2 separate regions of the Homo sapiens genome follow, and region 1 is linked to region 2. A link is an interaction called in ENCODE POLR2A ChIA-PET data of the cell type or tissue named here. Cell type or tissue: OCI-LY7. All regions are shown on one strand.

Evidence for each region. Peaks named below come from ENCODE experiments on the same cell type or tissue, not always from the same donor. Only the 100,000 strongest peaks of a DNase experiment are listed, where the experiment ranks them.
Region 1: POLR2A ChIA-PET joins it to region 2 with 15 read pairs; 6 of 35 experiments call an interaction of 5 or more read pairs at or near these places.

What each region holds. Positions count from the first base shown.
Region 1 is chr11:95,303,195-95,311,194 of GRCh38, forward strand. No RefSeq gene overlaps it. Among named protein-coding and RNA genes, the nearest start is that of SESN3, 76 kb to the left of the region's middle. In OCI-LY7, a CTCF peak has its summit at 3,183; no DNase peak of the experiment used is centred here.
Region 2 is chr11:95,250,914-95,258,913 of GRCh38, forward strand. No RefSeq gene overlaps it. Among named protein-coding and RNA genes, the nearest start is that of SESN3, 24 kb to the left of the region's middle. RefSeq lists an enhancer at 3,186-3,575. In OCI-LY7, no CTCF peak of the experiment used is centred here; DNase peaks (open chromatin) are centred at 3,588, 5,498 and 6,898; H3K4me3 peaks cover 3,472 bases; H3K27ac peaks cover 4,594 bases.

The sequences.
Region 1 (8,000 bases), 52 kb after region 2:
TCTTGATTTTGCAGATAATTTAGAGAGCAAGAGGTTCGGGAGGAGAGTGACAGAAGAAGCTGGCAGGAGTATTGGAGATCTGAATGGAAAAGCAAGACAGTGAGCACAGAAGACAGGAGGCTGCCCCTACCTGTCCAGATGAGGGGTAAATTGAGCTAAACTTAGTGAGGATGGAGAGGAGAGGGTGGGCATGAGAGACATCACTCAAGGAGATTTGAGACTCGGTGACAACCAATATGTGGTGGGCGAAGGCAAGAGAGAAATTAGATGAGTGAGAGGGAAGATGATGTCTTTGACTTATATAGGGAGAGGTGAAGAGGAGGAGGGGCGGATCTGGCATTCAAAATGGTTTCTTAAAGCCCATTTTGTCCACACCTCCAGGTGAGTATGCAGAAGTCACTCAACAAATCCTTTTTATGGATCTTGAATTACCAGTTACTGGTTCAGGTGGAGCAAGTCACCTGTTTAGTAGGGCAAAGACAAAGGTTTGCATAATAATAATAGTAATAATAATAGCTACCACTTTTTAGCACTTACTATGTGTTAGGCACTGAGCCAATATTTTACACACTATCTCATTCAATATTCAAGCAGTCCCATGAGGTGTACTACTTTTGTGCCCACCTTGGAGATGATTTCATTCATCAAATATTTATTAAGTGACTACTATATGTGCCAGGCACTGTTTTGGGCATCCAGGATATATCAGTGAATAAAACAGGGGGAATAAGTCCCTGCCATTGTGGAGCTTACCTTTTAGTGGGGAAACTAAAATAAGGAAACTAGGACTTAGTGAGATGTGGTACCTGCACATACCCCCAGCTAGTGTGTGCTGGGCAAGATGAGGGCAGCAATGTACCTGTTGTGGTCAGCTGTGGTCAGGCCCACTCGAGCTCACACGTGGACACAAATGGGAAACTCCCTTGCAAGGCAGCCACAAAAGAGGAAAGGTTGTCCAGTGTTGGCACATAAGAACTCTAAAACCCCAGAGGCTAGAAGTGAGGACAGATAGTCTGGCTTCCTGATTGACAGAATTATTGAATTATCTGGAGTTCATGTGTTTTTCTGGGTGCTTCTATAAGCAGAGATATATCGGCAGCGTGCTCACAGCTCTATGCAAGTCTAATCAGTCATGTGTCTCCTTCCTGATTAATTGCCAAGACACCAAATTTCAGTTAAGAGTCCATAAGAAATAAGGGGGTTAATGAAGAGCTATGTTGATCCACCTTTAACCTTACTTAGTTTAGATATTTTGCACTATTTGTTAGCTGCCTTGAGAGCAAATCAAAATAACCGCAGCTATAATTAAGGCCATCCTTCTTGCCCATCCTCGACTCTAGTCTGGACTCTATAGGCTGTCCTTGCTTACCTATTTAGGGTTGCCAGTGCTTCACATTCACCAGGGGCAGTGGCCTCATGGCTACCCCTGACCACATCCCTCCCCTACATCAGATGAGAAAGGACAGACCTTTTTTTGCACATTTGGGTGGAACCTTTGTTTTTTCTTAAGAAGAACAGGGATACAAAAGCATTTTATCTTGCTTTCCTCCTGGGCAAGAGGAATGACTGCTTTGCACTATGCAGGCCTCAGGGGTCTGTGGTCTGAGGGTTTCATCTGTGACATGAAACAGTCCAACTAGCTTCTTCTAGAGCCATGGAAGTTCACACTAGTCAGTGGTGTCCACTGCCCAACACTGGGGAGGAAAAGCCAGACTGATTGTACACAGAATGCATGAGGCCTGGCCTTGGAGCTCTGTACATTTAAATTAGGAAGCTTTTGGCCACAGTACATGTAAAACCACAACTGAAACAATGATACAAGTGTTTGCTCATACAGTAAGCAGTCTGGAGTGGACTATGGTTCTGGTATGACCGAGGCTTAACACCATCCTGAAAGACCTAGGTTGCTTCCTACTTTCCATCCAGCCATCATGATGTTGGCTTCATCCTCAGCCTGATAAAACAGCTGCTGTACTCCCAGCTATCACTGCTGGGCCAGTCATGGCCAGAGGAAGAAGAAAGATTTTCTTTTTCTATTTTAGATACAAGGAAACTGTCCCAGAAGCCTCCTAGCAGATTTCACCCTCACGTTGGATCAGTCAGAATTAGACCACACGCCCATTCCTAAACAAAGCCTTGCCAAAAGGAATGGGGCTACTATGGCTGACTTTGTAGGCAAACCAGAATCACAATCTGGAGGTGGAATTGACATCAGCTTCCCCTGAAGCCCATGGCTATGTGAAGGAGGTGGATACCTGAACCAAATCACATTTCTATCCAGGTGAAAGAAGAGAAGTGGGCAACAGATCTTGGATAGGCAACCAGGAGTGTTTGCCTCAACAGCTAGACATGTGGCTCTCACTGGTTCAGTGCCTCCAGAGAGGGAAAGCAACTTACCTTTGTGTCTTCCCTCACTCAGCCCTACCCTGAGGCCCCCACATCTGATGCATTTGGATTGTGCCAGCTGGAGGCTTGTGTGTGTGTTTTTTTATTTTGTTCTGTTTTTAATGATAGTTATAATCTTACTTTGTACTTGGGAAAGGCCTTTCTTCCAACAAGCTCCAGGCACTTTTATAGACTCGATGACCTCTGCCCTGAGAATTATTATCTTCCATTTATGGAGGTGGTGTGAGGGTCACGAGGCAGCCCCAAAGGCCCAGTCTGGAAGGAGAACACATCCTGCTCTGGGTTTTCTAAAAGGAGTGACAGGCTGGAAGGACTAAGACTCCATCCATGAGAATGGCTCTGGGTGCAGAGGTGTGGTCTGTTAACAAAGGCTTCCTTTGTGCTGACTGGAGTTTCTGGAAAAAGTTAGCTCTCCAACAATCTTGGAGAAGTGCTCGGTGATTACATAGAAGCAGAGTGGATTAGAAAGGCTGAAATCAGTATTTGTCTACCTTGGCTCATTCTAGTTCATTCCCTTGCCTTTGGGGGAAAATCAAAGGGATTCTTTCAAGAAATATTCGGTCCCTTCCCTATGCTGGCCATCGTGCTGGGCATTGGACATATAGTCCGGAACAAGATACAGTTCCTAACCTCAAAGAGCTCACAGATTGTTGGGGAGAAAACTCAAAAAATAGGCAATTACAATGCAGTGGAATAAGTGCTTTGATCCCCCTCTGCTGGGTGCAGGGCTTCCAGGAAGACCTGCTGTTAAAGCTGAGATTGAAGGGACAGGGAGGAGTGAAATATTGTCTATTTCCAAGCAAGGCATGTCTTACCTGCAGTTTCTCAAAGTTTGAGGAGCATTAATTTTACAGAATGTTAATTTAAATCTTTTTTTTTTTTTTTAAAAAGAAAGCATAGATGGTCAGATAAATTTGGGGAATGGTGGGGTAAGCAGTCTAGGATTTTGCAGAGCTTTTGATAACTGTACTAGTGGTAACCATAAACTTCTGAGAGAGATGTGAAGTGGATGTTTGCCCCATCATACTTGACTACAAAATCTTTTTCCCTCCATCTTTCCCAGATGAGTGATTTTAACGCTGAGAACTTACAGCACTGTAACTGAGTTGAGATTGAGGGTAGGGGCAATAGTAGGTCAGAGGAAGCATCACAGTTCTGCTCTAAAAATATAGGGGCTAGCTTTTCAAATAATAGCTGTGTTTGTTTTATGAGCCTATTTACATTCTGTAGTGGACACCATGGTCTCCCGTAATAATTAGACTCAGTCAGTCATTTGTAGGAGAAATATTCTTCTTGCAGTGAATGGGTTAGCTGTGGCCATGAGGCTCCATTTTCAGTGGGATGAAAGAGGAAATATGCTAAGGACTTAGGGGAAAGTTTCATGCTCTAAGAAAAAAAAAAAGGAAGAGGTAGCTTCTCTTATTCCTCTAGATATTCTCTCTAAATGTGATGACTGGAACTGTAGAGCCATCTGGCCAAAAACTTGAGGATAAAACCAATACCTAGATGGCAGAGTAGAGACTGAAGCTACCCAGATCTTTGATGACAACATTGAGCTTCTGATTAATCACATCTAGAGGCTGTCCTAGCTATTGACTTAACTTTGACTTCTTGTTATGTAATAATACATTTCCTTATATTTTAACTATTTCTAAGCAGACTTTTCTGTTATTTGGAGTTAGAAGTATCCTGGCTAATAAAATTTCCTATTTTAATCTTCTCACATGGTTATCCCACTGACATATTTAGTCATTTCCTTGATGAAGGCACATAACTTAGATTTTCAGAGTGGAGGTAAAGTTGTCCTGGACTCAAGTGTCTGAGGCAGCAGGTGGTACATTAGTGAAGCACAAAAGCATCTCCAAGACTCATTGGTTTAGGCAAATGAGGATGGCTGTGGACTGATGTTCTAGTGGGGCTGGTTAATGCAGTGCTTGAAGGGCTGAACATGGGCCTGCTGAAGACACCAGCCAGGCAGCTGGAACTCAGGAGTCAGGCAGGGCACAGGAAGAGGAGAAGCGATTGTTAGGCCAACTATTCTGGCAAAGGCCTGAACTCCCCTACAAAGTTTTCATGTACCCAGTCCCCCTCCCCCAGAACTTTTGCTGCTTCAACAGCTCTCTCCCCACTTCCCCTCCCTTCGGCTTCAGAAATGTCCCTTTAAGTGTTTTGTGGCTTCTTTCCCTTGACATCATTTTATTTTTAATGGTTCAAATTTATATTTATACATATTCAATGAAATATCCCTTTTTTATGTACAGGCCTGTTGACATGATTTATTAGTAATTGTGTCCATTAATTTTTCTTAAACCATCTTAGCCCCTTTCAAGAGTATAGTTCAGCAGCATTAAGTATATTCACATTGTTGCAAAACAGATCTCCAGAGCATTTTCATCTTATGTCATGGTTAATTTTATGTGTCAACTTGATTAGGCCATGATGTGCCATGAGGTGCCCAGATTAAACCCTAATTCTGGGAGTGTCTTTGAGGGTGTTTCCAGATGAGATTAGATGTTAAATCTGTGGATTTAGTAAAGTGGATTTTCTTCACCAATGTGGATGGCCATCATCCAATCCATTGAGAGTCTGAATAGGGCAAAAGGTGGAGGAAGAGAGGATTTGTCCCCCTCCTGCCTGCTTGCTTGAGCTGGCACATCAGTCTTCTCCTGACATTAGCCTGGGATTTCCATCATCAGCTCCCCTGTTTCTCAAGCCTTTGGACTTAGACTAGAAATACATCCCTGGCTTTCCTGGGTCTCCAGCTTGTAGATGCCAGATAATGGGACTCCTCAGCCTCCATAATGGCATGAGCCAGTTGTGCATAATATGTGTGTATATATATATATGTATATTCTGTTGGTTCTGCTTCTCTGGAGAACCCTGACTAATACATCTTCCAAAATTGAAAGTTTATACCTATTAAACAACAACTCTTCTTTTCCCCCTCCCCACCCCAGCCCCTGGTAACCACGATCTGCTTTTTGTTTCTATGGATTTAATGGCTTTAGGTATCTTATGTAAGTATAATTATACAGTATTTGCCTTTTTGTGACTGGTGTCTTTCACTGAGCATAATATCCTCAGTAGAACATGTGACAGGATTTCCTTTCTTTTTAGGGCTCACTCATATCCCATGTGCGTATGTACCACATTTTGTTTGTCCATTCATCCATCCTTCTGCCTCTTGGCTATTGTGTCTTGGCACCACTTTTACCTACTGTTGTGGTTTATGTTTGGGTTTCTAATTCTGCTGCCTGTGTTTCAGTTTAACCAGGTTGCTGTAGGGAACATCCTGGAAGAGAATGCCTGAGAGACACCTCATCCTCCTAAGGATGATCTTGCTAGTGAACTTTTCCAAGAAAAAATTTATTTAGAAAAAAATGACACCAAACAATTCATATGTGCTATATGTATAAAGTAAAAAGTGAACATTTTTCCTTTAATGTAACTACTCCATCTCATGTCTACTCTGTAGCCATAATGACTCCAGCTGAAATGTAGAATTTGAAAATTCATTGGCTTACTCATAAAAGGTAACGTAAGCTCAGTATAAAAAATTTGAAAAACAGCAATAAAAACTACCTTTTAATTAGGTCATATTTTGTGCAGGGCCCTCTACTAGGCATTTTAAAGATACTCTTTTTAATCTACATGACTCTTTGAAGGAGGCATTGGTAATATTTCAAGTAAATTGTAGATTGGTGAGAGGACATCTCCTTCCCAACACCATCACTGTGCACACTTCTACCATAGCTTCTCATTTATTCTCCATGAATAGGAAACTGCACGCCCACAGTGAAGCAGGACAGAGCAAGTGCTGTCAGGCCTCTGAGCCCAGGCCAGGCCATCGCATCCCCTGTGACTTGCACGTATACATCCAGATGGCCTGAAGTAACTGAAGATCCACAAAAGAAGTAAAAACAGCCTTAACTGATGACATTCCACCATTGTGATTTGTTCCTGCCCCACGCTAACTGATCAATGTACTTTGTAATCTCCCCCACCCTTAAGAAGGTACTTTGTAGTCTCCCCCACCCTTAAGAAGGTTCTTTGTAATTCTCCCCACCCTTGAGAATGTACTTTGTGAGATCCACCCCTGCCCACCAGAGAACAACCCCCTTTGACTGTAATTTTCCATTACCTTCCCAAATCCTATAAAACGGCCCCACCCCTATCTCCCTTCACTGACTCTGTTTTCGGACTCAGCCCGCCTGCACCCAGGTGAAATAAACAGCCATGTTGCTCACACAAAGCCTGTTTGGTGGTCTCTTCACATGGACGCGCGTGAAATTTGGTGCCGTGACTCAGATCGGGGGACCTCCCTTGGGAGATCAATCCCCCGTCCTCCTGCTCTTTGCTCCGTGAGAAAGATCAACCTACAACCTCAGGTCTTCAGACCGACCAGCCCAAGAAACATCTCACCAATTTCAAATCCGGTAAGCGGCCTCTTTTTACTCTCTTCTCCAACTTCCCTCACTATCCCTCAACCTCCTTCTCCTTTCAATCTTGGTGCTACACTTGAATCTCTCCCTTCTCTTAATTTCAATTCCTTTCATTTTCTGGTAGAGACGAAAGAGACACGTTTTATCCGTGGACCCAAAACTCTGGCGCTGGTCACGGACTGAGAAGGCAGCCTTCCCTTGGTGTTTAATCATTGCAGGGACGCCTCTCTGATTATACGCCCACGTTTCAAGGGTGTCAGACCACGCAGGGATGCCTGCCTTGGTCCTTCACCCTTAGCGGCAAGTCCCACTTTTCTGGGGAAGGGGCAAGTACCCCAACCCCTTTTCTCCTTGTCTCTACCCCTTCTCTGCTTTTCTGGGGAAGGGGCAAGTACCCCAACCCCTTCTCTCCTTGTCTCTACCCCTTCTCTGCTTTCCTGGGGCAGGGGCAAGTACCCCTCAACCCCTTCTCCTTCACCCTCAGTGGCAAGTCCCACTTTCCTGGGGCAGGGGCAAGTACCCCTCAACCCCTTCTCCTTCACCCTTAGTGGCAAGTCCCACTTTCCTAGGGGGCAAGAACCCCCCAGTTGCTTATTTCCACACCCCAACCTCTTATCTCTGAGCCCCAATCCCTTATTTCTGCACCCTGACCTCTTATTTCCGTGCCCCAAACCCTTCTCTGCTTTTCTGGAGGGCAAGAACCCCCCACCCCTTCTCCGTGTCTCTACTCTTTTCTCTGGGCTTGCCTGCTTCACTATGGGTAAGCTTCCACCTTCCATTCCTCCTTCTTCTCCCTTAGCCTGTGTTCTCAAAAACTTAAAACCTCTTCAACTCACACCTGGACCTAAAACTAAATGCCTTATTTTCTTCTACAATTTTGCTTGACCCCAATACAAACTCGACAGGAGTTCCAAATAGCCGGAAAATGGCACTTTCAATTTTTCCATCCTACAAGATCTAAATAATTCTTGTCGTAAAATGGGCAAATGGTCTGAGGTGCCTGACGTCCAGGCATTCTTTTACACATCAGTCCCTTCCTAGTCTCTGTGCCCAGTGCAACTCGTCCTAAATCTTCCTTCTTTCCCTCCCGCCTGTCCCCTCAGTCCCAACCCCAAGCGTCACTGAGTCTTTCTAATCCTCCTTTTCTACAGA
Region 2 (8,000 bases):
CCTTGGTGTTGGCTCCACAGAATCATACACTTTGGTCTCTGGAGCACTTCCTGATATGTCATAGGAGTTTTTAGTGTCTTCAGATTATCTCAGAGATTTTACAAATGATGCAGTGAAATCAGGAGAAAAGAGACGTGTAACCCCTTTATCACTGATCTCCAATTTCATGGGCAGGACATGTAGAAAGAGCCTGGAATTTGACAATAGAACTCTGGTGAACAGGTATACTAAACATAATAAATATAATAAAAACTACAGCTTAATTTGAGAAAGCTCATTGAAAGAGAAATAAAAATTCTTCTTTTTGATGTAAACCATCTTGAGATATTTATAGTTTTTTGTTCTGTCCCCACGTGTTTTGCCTTTATCTTTGATTATCTAAACTATAAGGACCACAGATTCTCATTTTTGAAATTTGCTTTCATTAATTCTTCTCCATCTTTTTTTTTTTTTTCTTTATGTATCTGAGTTTCTATCAGTTTGGCAAAAATACTTGGCAACATTTACTGGGATTTTTGAACATCCCACATGCAGTTCTGTGTTAGGGATTTCACAGGTATTATCCTATTTAATCCTCTTCTATAAGAGGCAGGTATGTTACTGTGCTTGATTTATTTAAAAAAAAAAGAAAGAAATAGAGGGAGGTTAAATCATCCCCACTCTTATCTTGGTTTCCGTCTCTCCCTGTAGTCTGCTGGTGTGTTGCAGAGCTGAGGTTTGAATAGGACCTGATTCCAGAGCCTGAACTCTTAATCCCACACACAATTTTGCAAAGGGCTCAAAGTCACAGAATGTCATACTGGAAGCATCCTTAGAGATCATCTAGCTTAGAACATAATATCTAGCTGTGGACCTGATTTGCTCCTACTTTCTGGGCAAAATGAATCTCCCAGAGTGAAAAATAGGTAGGGGAAATGGATGAGGTGGGAGAGGGCTGGGTGGGTTGATTCCAAGTCCCAGACTCCCAGCAGGGACTTTCATGTCTGGAATTTTGTTTTTTGCTTTTTGTTTGTTTGTTTGTTTGTTTTTGAGTCAGAGTCTTGCTCTGTCACCCAGGCTGCAGTGCAGTGGTGCCGTCTCAGCTCACCGCAACCTCCGCCTCCCGAGTTCAAGCAATTCTCAAGCCTCAGTCTCCTGAGTAGCTGGGATTACAGGCTCCTGCCACCACGCCTGGCTAATTTCTTTATATTTTTAATAGAGACAGGGTTTCATGATGTTGACCAGGCTGGTCTCGAATTCCTGACCTCAAGTGATCCACCTGCCTTGGCCTCCCAAAGTGCTAGGATTCCAGGTGTGAGTCATTGTGCCTGTCTGGGGTTTTGGAATTGGATGGTGCACACATTTTTTTTTAGCCTGCATTAATGTCTTTCTTTATCATTAAAATGTTCGTTTAATAATCATGTGAGGTTGGGGTCTAATTTCAGTTTCAACTGCCGCTAACTATGTGACCATAGGATTTTGTTGTTGTTTTTGCTCAGCATCTACTGTGCCATATTTTAAGACACACATTTCAGGCAAAACAGACAGCAGGAACAAAGGTGTGGTAGGTCCACTGAACAGGGAGCCAGAGAGCTGGATGTAGGAACTGCCCATCACTCTGGGGAGTCTATGAGACAACAATTCTGTTTTTCAGCACAACAAATTGTTTGTTACCTTCAAATAACACAGAAAGACAAAAATCAGTAAGTTTATATTTCCACAGGCAGTGAAAATGTGAAGATCTGAGTGGTGTGAAAAGAAGTCACTTTCAGAGAGAACATTTTGCTGAAATTTAGAGTGAGCTACATGTGCCTAAGTCATACACAGGAAGTAGGAGACCTGGGGGTCAAGGGGACAAAAAGCCCCACAGTGAAAAAAGGCAATTACTGGGAAAATGAGAGAAGAATGCAAAGTATACAGAAGCAGCTATGTACGTTGTGAAATACAAGTCACCACACTATGTGTTGCTGCTGTCACAAAGATCAAGATAGAAAATGCAAATATTCACCTCCATGTCTGAGTAATCTTTGCCCCCCCCATTCTTTCATTCCTTTCCTCCAACATTTTAGTCTCCTAAGCCTTTTTTGAAGGATTCTTTGTCTCATTTAAAAATAAAGATGGGTAAGGGAGTACCTGAGCAAACCAGATGTGGCAGGCTCCGTGAAGTATATCCATGTTTTCCTGCTCTGCTTATGTAAAAATAACTGAGGGAAGCTGAAATATTTTGTATGTGTATTAAAAGTTAAAGGGAAGAAGGGTTTGGAGCAATGAATGAGATGAAAGACAAAGCTGTGCCAGGAAAGATGAAAGCCAAGCAAAGGGTGGTTAATCATCCCAGTCAGAGACAAACAAGAGAAATCTAGTGTGTCCTGAGAGCTAAGGAGCCCCGCTATCCACCATGGAAATGTCTCTGACATCTAAGTTACCGAGCTGGTTACTAAGCCTGCTATTTCTGATCTGTCAAAATCATTCCATTAAAACTTAAAATAAGCCTGCAACTGGATAAGCTTATCCCTTACAGAAGCCTTATGTAATAAATGCAAATGTGCATCTGAATTATTAGGCTTCTATTTTTTTCCCTCAAAGCTGCACTTAATCAGTAAAAGCTTGTGAAAGCCTAAAGATTTCTAAAATAAATGTGTATCTAAGAGCATCTCTAACATTGTCTTGAGAGCTACCAAGAGGTTTAGAAGAAAAGGCCTTGTGTGGAGAACAAGAATTGCTGGGTTCTGGCACTGGTTTAGCTACTTAATTTGCACTGGTTCTTGCAAATCACTTAGCCTCCCAAGGTTGAAAGAGTCTATGTCTGAGTGAAAAGAGTTCAGAAACTAGGATTAAAAACCATGGGTTTGAGGCCCAGCTTCATCATGTGCAAGCTATATGGCTGGCAATGGATTTAATATTTAGGGGTTTGTTTTCTTATCTATAGAGTGGGGGAAGTAATAGTACCTCATGCATGGGACAGCTGCAAAGAACATATGAGACATTGTATATAAAAAAGTTCTTTGCGCACTGTAAAGGGCAACAGACAAGTTGGCCTTTGTCACTACTTCCCCAGTTTACCTAAGGCTTACAGAATGCTGGGAAAATAAATGAGAGGTAATAAGGCATTTTTTATAGAAAGTCCTAAAAATTACTTCACAATTCTTTGCAGCAAGTGAAGACATAGTTTAATACTGATGGTAAAGGCAAATGAACTAATCAGAAGGCCAGCCCCATCTAGGAGATGTGTAAGACATCTTCCACCTACAGTCGAAGGCAAACGATAAGGTTTTTTTCTTATTCTCTTGTATTCTAGAGGCTGTTGGGGGTTGGGTGGCTTGGAAGAGAAAGTGCCACACAATAGCATTTGCTAGATTACGGCATGGGGGTTGGGAGGGCGCTATAATTTAAGAGGCATAAGATGACTGAAGTGATCACACAAAAAAGATATCTTCCAATTCCATTTGAGCTACAATCTGATTTCGCTGTTGAGTACAACGTCCCCTTCACAAGAATCAGAAGTCAGCATCAGGGCTGTGCTGCATAAGTTTTCCACCCAGCAACAGGATGATGTCAGCAGCCAGGGAGAACGACCAATCAGCAGGCAGAATGAATCAGAGCGTGCTGGGATTTTGCTCAACTGTCTCTTAGCAAAGCAAGCTGTGCTCTGAAGTGCAGGGGTTATTTGCACTTCCTCTGCACTTGAAGCTGAGGCTGAATGGCTCTTTAGCTGAAAAGGTACCAAGGAGTGTGCAAGCAGTTAAGATGATTTGCATCCAAGCAGCCAGTCTCATAAGTCATGAGTCATATTTGTTTTCCTGAAAGTATTTTTTTGGAATAAAAAATTCAGCATTAATAAAGATTCTAAAGTCTTGATTTATATGTTGTGTCTTATAATTGCTTGAAACCTGTTTTGTTTCATGCATAGTGATGCTGGGCAGCTCTTGGCACATGAGCTACAAGTAAAGTTCAATACTGCCTCTTAGGGAGTTTGAACTTGCCTCTGATGTTTCAAGTCTTCTCTCTAATGACAAGCAGCCTGGAAATCAACAGCTGTTTCATTTCTGGGGCAAAAGTGCTAATTCTCCAATTACACTAAAGTGTGTTTTGTGTGTGCTTTAAAAATAAGTCTAAGCTGGAAGGATATGATGTGACTTGTAGACATTGTCTCATGGGTGGGAGTGGAGAGGGCTTTGTAGCATTTCTGAAAACATGAAGTTATTTCCCAAAATTTTGTCAGTTTTTCTGATCTTAGTGGGCAGTGACAGCAGTATTGGAAAAGGGTGCAATCGAAGGGTTAAACCTACCTACCCGGCATTACCTATGACATATCCCAGGTCGATTAGACCTCCCAGGCAGGTTCCTCACTGGCATTATCTGAGGACAATTTCTGTGCTATCTAAGGCCAGAAAGCAGTTTTTCCTGTGAGTGGTGAAAACACATCTTTCCAAAAGAAAATATATATCTCAGAGAGGGAGTGATTTTTCATCTTGTCTTCTTTCAGAGTCCTTGGTAGGTCTCAGGAAGCACCATGTACTGCAATTTATTAGCCCAGACCTGCTGCAACCTATCCTTCTACAGTTTGCTTCTTGGCTGAATGCCTCGTTTTCCTCATTACTGAAATGAAAAAGGGTTTACAAAGCTAGCTAATTTGAGCTAATTAGGGACGGGCTATTCTGAAATATGAAGAAGGCTGGATTTGAGAATATTCCTTAAAGAAAAGCCGACATTACATTCAAAGGTTGGTAATATGCTGGAGGAGAGAGCACAGCTTCCAGAGTTTAGGCTTCCCAGCTTTTGAATCCCAGCTCTGTGCTTCCAGCCACCTCTCCATTCCACAGGTGCAAACTGGGGTAATGCTTAGCTCCAAGGACGGTTGTGAAGATAAACAATCTCTCACCACCAAGCACAGGCAAAACACATAGTAGCTACTCAATAATTCATAGACCCTCCACCCCCTTTAAACTGGAAATAAACAACTTGTTGGCTGATAGAAATCCCAGAGGGACCTGCTTTCACAAATACTGTAGGATTTGTAATTAGCATGTAAAAAGACTGCTTCCAGCCCTTGAAAGCATGTTGTCCTTTAAAGGCTCTTAGGCAGACTCAAGAAGCCTTGTTTGCCCTCTAGCATTAATTTGCTTAGCAAATTCTCACTGCTAGGGCAAAATTAAATTTCAGTTTAGGCTCTGTTTGATTGACCACAAACTCTAAATGAAGGTGGCTTTAGTGTGATCTAACTTTCACTTGTTTGGGATCCTTGAGATTAATGCAATGGGCCTTCGAGTGATTCTATAAGGCCCTGGCACTCTTTACGAGAAAGACGTAAATATGAAGTATCTGAAGCAATGCTGTTATCACCATTCCCTTTCCTTAGCTTAACATCCCTCAAGGGGTGCTTCTGGTGCCCAGAGAAGTTTAGAAAAGCTTTTGACAGAGCAGAGCAGACTAGGAGTCTGTACAGAGGTGAAAGCCCTGGGAAGGTATGAGGTTATAGCAGCTGTAGAACCCAGAGACTTCTGGAGGAAGTCGGGTAGGGGATGTATTTCCTGGGTGAGGGCAAATCAGCTATTTTGGATTCTTTGGTTCCTCATTAGTCAGAAATCAAGAAGACTACAGAAATGGCAACATTCTGCTGTTGCTACTGGTCCTTTCTCCTGAGGAATGCATTTGCTGACTAAGACATAACTTCGTAGATTCGCTGTCCACTCACGGCTTAGTTTATTGCAACACAGAGAAGGTCTCTTTCTTCCCGGTGTGCAGAAAGATAAACTGACAGCCTGTGGGTAAGCTCAGAGACTTGCGAAAGATCACGTTAGGACATCAGGATGGAGATACTGAATGCGGAAACAATGAAACCGGAAGTTGAGATCTTCAGACAGTACCTCCATTATTCCAATCACTTCAAGTCCAAATGGAGAAGTTTAAAATGAGTACCTTTAACCAAGAGTGTAAGACCTGCCTAGTTTTGAGTAATTGGATCTCTGGATATGGGCTCTAAGAGATCTTTACCTATATTTAGGCAAAGGGAAGCCAATTCATTCCAAGAGAGTCCTTTTTCTTTTTTGACAGATCAATTTGATATGGTATCATGGATTAAATACATTTCTTACTTGGAAGGATCACATTATTTGGGAATAGGTTCACTGCAGATATAATTAGTTAAGATGAGGTATACAGGAGTAGGGTGGGCTCCTTATCCAACATGACAGGTGTCCTTATAAGAAGACGACAGTGTGAAGGCAGGTGCACATAGGAAGAAAGCTGCGTGACACAGAGGATTGGACTGGTACATCTACAAGCCAAGAAACACCGAAGATTGTTGGCAAACCACCAGAAGCCAGGAAGAGGCAAGGCAGGGTTCCCTAGAGGTTTCAGAGGGAGCTTGGCCCTGCTGATACCTTGATTTTGGAGTTCTCCAGAAGTAGGAGACAATAAATTTCTATAATTTTAAGCCACCCAATTTGTAGAACTTTGTTACAGCAGCCCTAGCAAACTAATATATATGGCAATAATCAAAATGACCGAACTGGGAAAAGCTTCCAGCTATGTGTGATTTTTGAGTAAATAACTTGACCCCTCTGGAAGAAAGTTTTCTTACTGGTGAAATAGGAGTGGAGTAGGTGACTTAAAAGGACTCTAAACTCCTTTGGGAGTATGTAGTATCTCCCAGTGTTTTGATCCACCTCTTGACTCCTATCTATCTCTCTGTTTCTACTTGCCTGTATCTTAGTTCAGGGCCCAGTTATTTATTGCCTGGAAAACTGTAAAACTTTTCTTGCTTTCACTCTCTCACTGTACAACATAAGTGCCTGTGGAATCTTTGTAGACAGAGATCTGATAATATAATTCCCCTACACACCCCCTGTACAGCTGATGCTGCTTGCAGAATCCTGTTGAAACTCTTTAGCTTGACACCTGGCTCTTCACATCTGGACCAACATGTCTCTTCAGGTTTGTCTCCCGCGAACTCCCTCCCAGTTCCTCTCATGTCCACATCTGATGCGTTCTAGCCATACTAAAATATTAAGTCATGATCTTCTCTTTTCTTTTTTTTTTTTTTGAGATGGAGTCTCTTTCTGTCGCCCAGGCTGGAGTGCAGTGGCGCAGTCTCTGCTCACTGCAAGCTCCACCTCCCGGTTTCACTCCATTCTCCTGTCTCAGCCTACAGCTGGGACTACAGGCGCCTGCCACGGCGCCCAGCTAATTTTTTTATTTTTTGTATTTTTAGTAGAGACAGGGTTTCTCCGTGTTAGCCAGGATGGTCTCGATCTCCTGACCTCATGATCCTCCCATCTCAGCCTCCCAAAGTGCTGGGATTACAGGCATGAGCCACCACACCTGGCCTATGAACTTCTCTTTGCTTAAATCCTGCACCCACTTGCTCTCTAGGGACTTCCCACCTGCCCTTTTATTCTCCACAAAACAAGGAGCAATTTGAGGAAAGAAACTGTGTTTCTTTCACTGTTTTTGTTTTTGTTTTGAAACAGGGTCTCTTCTGTCGCCCGGGCTGGAATGCAGTGACGCAGTCACAACTCACTGCAGCCTCGATTTTCCAGGCTCAGGCGATCCTCCCACTTCAGCTTCCCAAGTAGCTGGGACTTGAGCATACACCACCACGTACACCACCATGCCCAGCTAATTTTTGTATTTTTTGTAGAGACTGGGTTTTGCCATGTTGCCCAGGTTAGTCTCGAACTGGGCTCAAATGATCTACTCACCTTGGTCTCCCAATGTGCTGGTATTACAGGCATGAGCCACTGTGCTTGGCCTGTTTTTGGTTTTTTGAGACAGTCTTGCCCTGTTGTCCAGGATGGAGTGCAGTGGCATCAACATGGCTCGTTGCAGCCTCAACTTCCTGGGCTCCAGTGATCCTCTCGCCTCAGCCTCCCATGTAGCTGGGATTACAGGTATGGGCCACCACACCCGGCTAATTTTTTGGTTTCTGTTTTTTGTAGAAATGGTGTCTCACCATGGTGTCCAGGTTGGTCTTGAACTCCTGGGCTCAAATGATCCTCCCACCTCAGCCTCTCAAAGAG